2 separate regions of the Homo sapiens genome follow, and region 1 is linked to region 2. Evidence: chromatin loops called from intact Hi-C (ENCODE). Cell type or tissue: IMR-90. All regions are shown on one strand.

Region 1 (2,500 bases), 250 kb before region 2:
AATTAAATTAAAATTAAAATAAATCCAGGAAGCACAATGTTTAGCCAAAAGAATAAATCTATGGCTGCAGAATTTTGAACAGAAACAGGCCAGCAACAAAAATTATTTGCGGCCGAGCGTGGTGACTCATGCCTGTAATCCCAGCAGTTTGGGAGGCCGAGGCGGGTGGATCACAAGGTCAGGAGTTTGAGACCAGCCTGGCCAATATGGTGAAACCCCATCTCTACTAAAAATATAAAAATTAGCCGGGCATGGTGGTGGGTGCCTGTAGTCCCAGCTACTCAGGAGGCTGAGGCAGGAGAATCCCTTGAACCCAGGAGGCAGAGGTTGCAGTGAGCCGAGATCGCGCCACTGCACTCCAGCCTGGTGACAGAGCTTTTTTCAAAATGGGGGACTCACTGTGTTGCCCAGGCTGTTCTCAAACTCCTGGCCTCAAACCATCCTCCCACCCCAACCTCCCAAAGTGCCAGGATTACAGGCGTGAGCCAGCCAGCCTTATTGTGGTTTTGATTTACATTTCTCTGATGATGAATGATGTTGAGCATTTTTTCCTGTTTGTTGGCTGCTAATATGTCAAGAAGTGTATTTATATTAATAATTATCAATTATTTATTATCTCCTCCCTGCTGGCAACTTTTACTGACTGCCATAAACTGAAGCTCAGAGAATGGAAAAATATCTCTTCCTAAAGACACAGAGAAACATAAACAAACCTGACCAATAGAAGGACCAAAACCTCTGCACAGTGCCTCACCCCTCGGAGGAATTAACAAAAATGTAGGTAGCTGTTGGAACAAAGAAACAGTAGTCCAGAGCATTTTGTGTGTGGGATAAAGGTCCTCTAATCTATCTAGTTCCCACAGATAGCACAGGACAGACACCAATGTTCCCGATATTCATACACAAAAGTTCATTCTTTGAATTATCACAAGAAAATACTGCATGGTGCATACTGTGCTTTGTTGAATGGGTCTGGGAGCTATATGTGATACATTTTAGAAATATCAGGATTGGACAAGCGGGTGAGCCCTGCCTTTGTCCATGAGCTGTGACCTTGAGCAAGCTGTTTAACAACTCTGGGACACTTTTCCTCCTCTGGAAGGTGAAGGTTATTCGTTGAACCAATAATCTCTGAAATTTTTGGAGTTCCATGAAGCTTGCACCAACTATTATCCCTGAGATGACCTTGGCTGTGGAACCCAGATTCTGTTCAGGGCCGAGAGCGCCACCTGGTGATTCCAGTTTGTAAGTGAGTCACCCCGCCCCCCCGCCCCACTTCCTGGGCCAGACTGACCCAGTTTAGAATTCCAGTTTAGACCAGCAGGATTGGCTTTTTTGTTTTGTTGGGGCTCAGAAATGGAGGCTTTGATACGCTGAACTGAAGAAGGATCTCTCTGATATTCCCTCCCATCCAAAAGCACAGGAAGTTCCTTTATCCACCTAAAATCCAGACCCCCCAATTAGAAACAATTGTTCTTTCTTTCCCTCTCTGTTATCTCTTTATTGCAGAAAGGAAGACACAGAAGGTAACCACACCTGAACAGATCCTTTCATAAGATAATGTCAGGCTCATTCACATTTCAAAGACATCTATTTACAAGTTAATTTCTCTTCTAGTTCCTGACCCATTCATTTCCCTAGTAATCCTTTATTTCCCCCAAATTCCTTTTTTCCCTCCAATAACCCGTTTTGCCAGGATGGAAGCCCCTGTCTTTCTGTAATCTCAAAATGATATTTAATGTTTCACACTCCCTTGAGGTGTGGGTAATTCCTCTGTAGTTTCCCCTCTTGTTCACGTTAATAAATCTAGATGCCTTTTCTCCAATTAATCTGCCTTTTGTTGAGTTGATCTTTCTTTCTTTTTATTTATTTATTTATTTTTAACCTAAAGCTGGCATCTGGTTCCAGGCTTCTTTCCTCAAAAAATTTCTAACTAGGATTTCTTTTCTTCTCTTCTCTTTTTTTTTTTTTTTTTTTGAGATGGCGTCTAGCTCTGTCACCCAGGCTGGAGTGCAGTAGCACAATCTCGGCTGACTGCAACCTCGGTCTCCTGGGTTCAAGCGATTCTCCTGCCTCAGCCTCCCAAGTAGCTGGGAATACAGGCGTGTACCGCCATGCCCAGCTAATTTTTATATTTTTAGTAGAGACGGGGTTTCACCATGTTGGCCAGGCTGGTCTCCTGACCTCAAGTGATCCGCCCACCTCGGCCTCCCAAAGCGCTGTGATTACAGGCATGAGCCAACGCGCCTGGTCTGTAACAAGAATTCCTATACATCTCTGAAATGCATGCATATCAAAACTCATTGTGCAAACCCTGGCTGACATTAAGGGACCAAAATGTCTACAAATGTAATCACGTATCGTGGCCTACACAGCTAATATGGTCCAAATTACCCTTAAGCTCCTGCTTTAAGGTCCATAAATACCTGGAAGGAAAATTCACCGCAGGGCACTCAGTCCTCTCATGCTGAGGAGTCCCGCAGCGCTTTTATGCAGTGTT
Region 2 (2,500 bases):
TCCCAGGCCTCCAGCCCTCCCTCAGCAGGGGATTTTCTTGTGGATGCAAATTGGCCGGTTACTTGAGACGTTCTCCAGTCAAATAATTCTCTCCCCCGTCAGCTGGGCCGCCAAGCGCCAGGGATGTTATGACAATGGTCGCCCTGGCAACGGCGGGAAGGCGTCGGGGCTGCTGGCTGTGGCTGCCGCGATTTCATTACCCGCACGGGGTCTGCTCACCCGAGAACCTTAATAACACAACCAGGGACCCGGTCCTGCAGGTGCACTGTGCCCGCTTGGAAAAGGACTTGGGATTTATTTTTAGTGGCCTGGCGTTTAACCACCAAGGATGTTGGTTTATTGAAAGACCAAGAAAAATGTATTGAGCACCGACTGTATGCCAGGCACGGATCTGAACGCTGGGGAAATGACAGGCAAAGCCCGTGCTCTCTTGAGCTGACATGATGGGTGTGTGGTGGTGGTGGGGGGGAGGCGTAACCATGGAAACCAATAAACAGGATGATTTGTGAGATAGCAAAGTGCCACCAAGGAAAGAAAGCAGGGCGGCGTGATGGTGGCATTGAGAGGAGCTTGGGCAGAGGTGACACCTGAAGGAACGGAAAGGGCTGTTTATGCCTAAAGCTGACAGAAGAGCTCTCGCCGGTGGGACAAGCAAGTTCAAAGGCTGGAGCTCTTTGCTGCTCATGTGTACCTTTAGGGAGAAGGCAGCGATTATGGGGTGCTGACGGGCAGTCCTGAGGGACACAGAGGGCTCTGGAGCCTGCCTCTTTATGTGTGTGACCATAAGGCCAGCCCTGTTCCATTACTGAGCCTCAGTTTTCTCGTGTGTAAAATGGGCTGAGAGCCAAGCCCCTTCCCTTGGCGCTGCTGCGAGGTTTACACCAGGGATGGTTCTTGCAAGGGCCTGGTCCCTAGAAGGCCCCCATGGTGTCCTGCATTCCCTCCCAGCTTTCACGGACTCCGCTTTCGTTCTTAAAAAAAAAAAAAAAAAATAGCACCTAAGGGGTGAGGATTTGGAGCTCTGTCAAACCCAACGGCCAGGACGTTCCCGGAGGTCTCTGGGTTGGATTTGGGTTTAGATTCGGAGTGAAAAGTTCCCCATTTCACATTAGGGATTTCAGACACAATTATTTTTAGCTCTGTCACATGTCTTGACTTTTTGATTTTTTTTGTTGTTGTTGTTTATGCTGCTAAATTTACCGCCATGCTAATACAGAGTACAGTAATAAGGCGCTGCGGATGCTCGGATGGGCCAAGGCCCGGAAAATTTTCCATCTGTCGTGGAAGGTGCCAGGCTGCCCCCTGGTGTGGAGATGGAAAATTACACCTCCGGGCTCCAGCTCCGTCGGATTTCCGCAACCTGTGATCCCTCTAACCCCAGGCCCAGGGGACCTCATTCTACACCTGGGCAGTGCAGAGTCAGACGGTGGGCTCGGCTTAGATGTGCTATTTCCAAAAGTCCTGTGTTTCTTTATTTGAAGATGGAACCTTTGGGTTTTTTTTTTTCTTCTTCTTCTTCAGTTTGGCTCTGCATGGACTTGAATTGAGGTCGACCTAAATATCAATTAGGCCGCCTGGCAGGGTGAAGCCATACAAAGGCCCTTTTCTAATTGTGCTTCTCAACCGTTGATGGTCTGTTTCAGCAGAGAATCGTGAAGAGAGCACGGGACTGGGAACTAGAGGTCCTGAGTTCAAATCACGATCCCGATGCTGCTTTATCTGTGTGATCACGGGCACAATTCCAGCAATTCCAAGGCCTGGTTTCCCCATCTGTAGAATGATATTTACAATCGGGCCAGGTACTGTGGCTCATGCCTGTAATTCCAGCACTTTAGGAGACCAAGGCAGGAGGATTGCTTGAGGTCAGGAGTTTGAGGCCAGCCTGGGCAACATAGCAAGACTCTACCTTTACAAAAAATGAAAAAATTAGCTGGGTGTGGTGACACACGCTTGTGGTCCTAGCTACTTGGGAAGCTGAGGTGGGAGGATTGCTTGAGTTCAGGAGGTTGATGCTGCAGTGAGCTATGATTGTGTCACTGCACTCCAGCCTGGACAACAGAGCAAGACCCTGTCTCAAAACAAGTTGAAAAAAAAAATCTAACACTCACTTCAGCATTGTCATGATACTCAAGGAACCATTCTGGAAAATAATTTATTTAGAGATGTTGGTAGATTAAGATGAATACCTGAAATTCACCGAGTAGAAGGGTCAGTGCCTTTCCCGCCTTCTGCGGTAAAGAAAGAATCAGCTTTATCTTTTCTGACATTTTGCAGCCAATACTTTTGTGAAATAGAATAAAGATGATTTGCGAGGGAAATGAAATGCAAAAAAACGCAAACAACATCCAGTGCTCACTTTGAAAAAATTAGATTGAATAGACATAAGACTACTCCATCAAATAGCTATAAAAGTATCTAAATGCTCTCTCTTGATTTCTGTGCTTATCCAAAGGTACAGATAAGGCACCTGTCTTCAGGTGCCACCTGAAATAGCCCACCT

The links. Peaks named below come from ENCODE experiments on the same cell type or tissue, not always from the same donor. Only the 100,000 strongest peaks of a DNase experiment are listed, where the experiment ranks them.
Region 1: a loop joins it to region 2, with 10 times the contacts of the local background. A loop is called at or near these places in 16 of 110 quality-filtered maps.

The regions. Positions count from the first base shown.
Region 1 is chr12:118,119,778-118,122,277 of GRCh38, reverse strand. It overlaps LOC101928274 (a long non-coding RNA gene), which reads left to right. Exons shown (of 4, transcript XR_945409.4): 3 at 1,103-1,245. Among named protein-coding and RNA genes, the nearest start is that of PEBP1, 15 kb to the left of the region's middle. RefSeq lists enhancers at 1-69, 1,100-1,394, 783-1,494, 1,495-2,207 and a silencer at 1,440-1,734. In IMR-90, a CTCF peak has its summit at 1,208 (motif pointing left); a DNase peak (open chromatin) is centred at 1,227; H3K27ac peaks cover 149 bases.
Region 2 is chr12:117,873,826-117,876,325 of GRCh38, reverse strand. The region is part of intron 1 of KSR2 (kinase suppressor of ras 2); the gene reads left to right. Among named protein-coding and RNA genes, the nearest start is that of KSR2, 94 kb to the left of the region's middle. RefSeq lists an enhancer at 464-1,264. In IMR-90, a CTCF peak has its summit at 1,302 (motif pointing left); no DNase peak of the experiment used is centred here.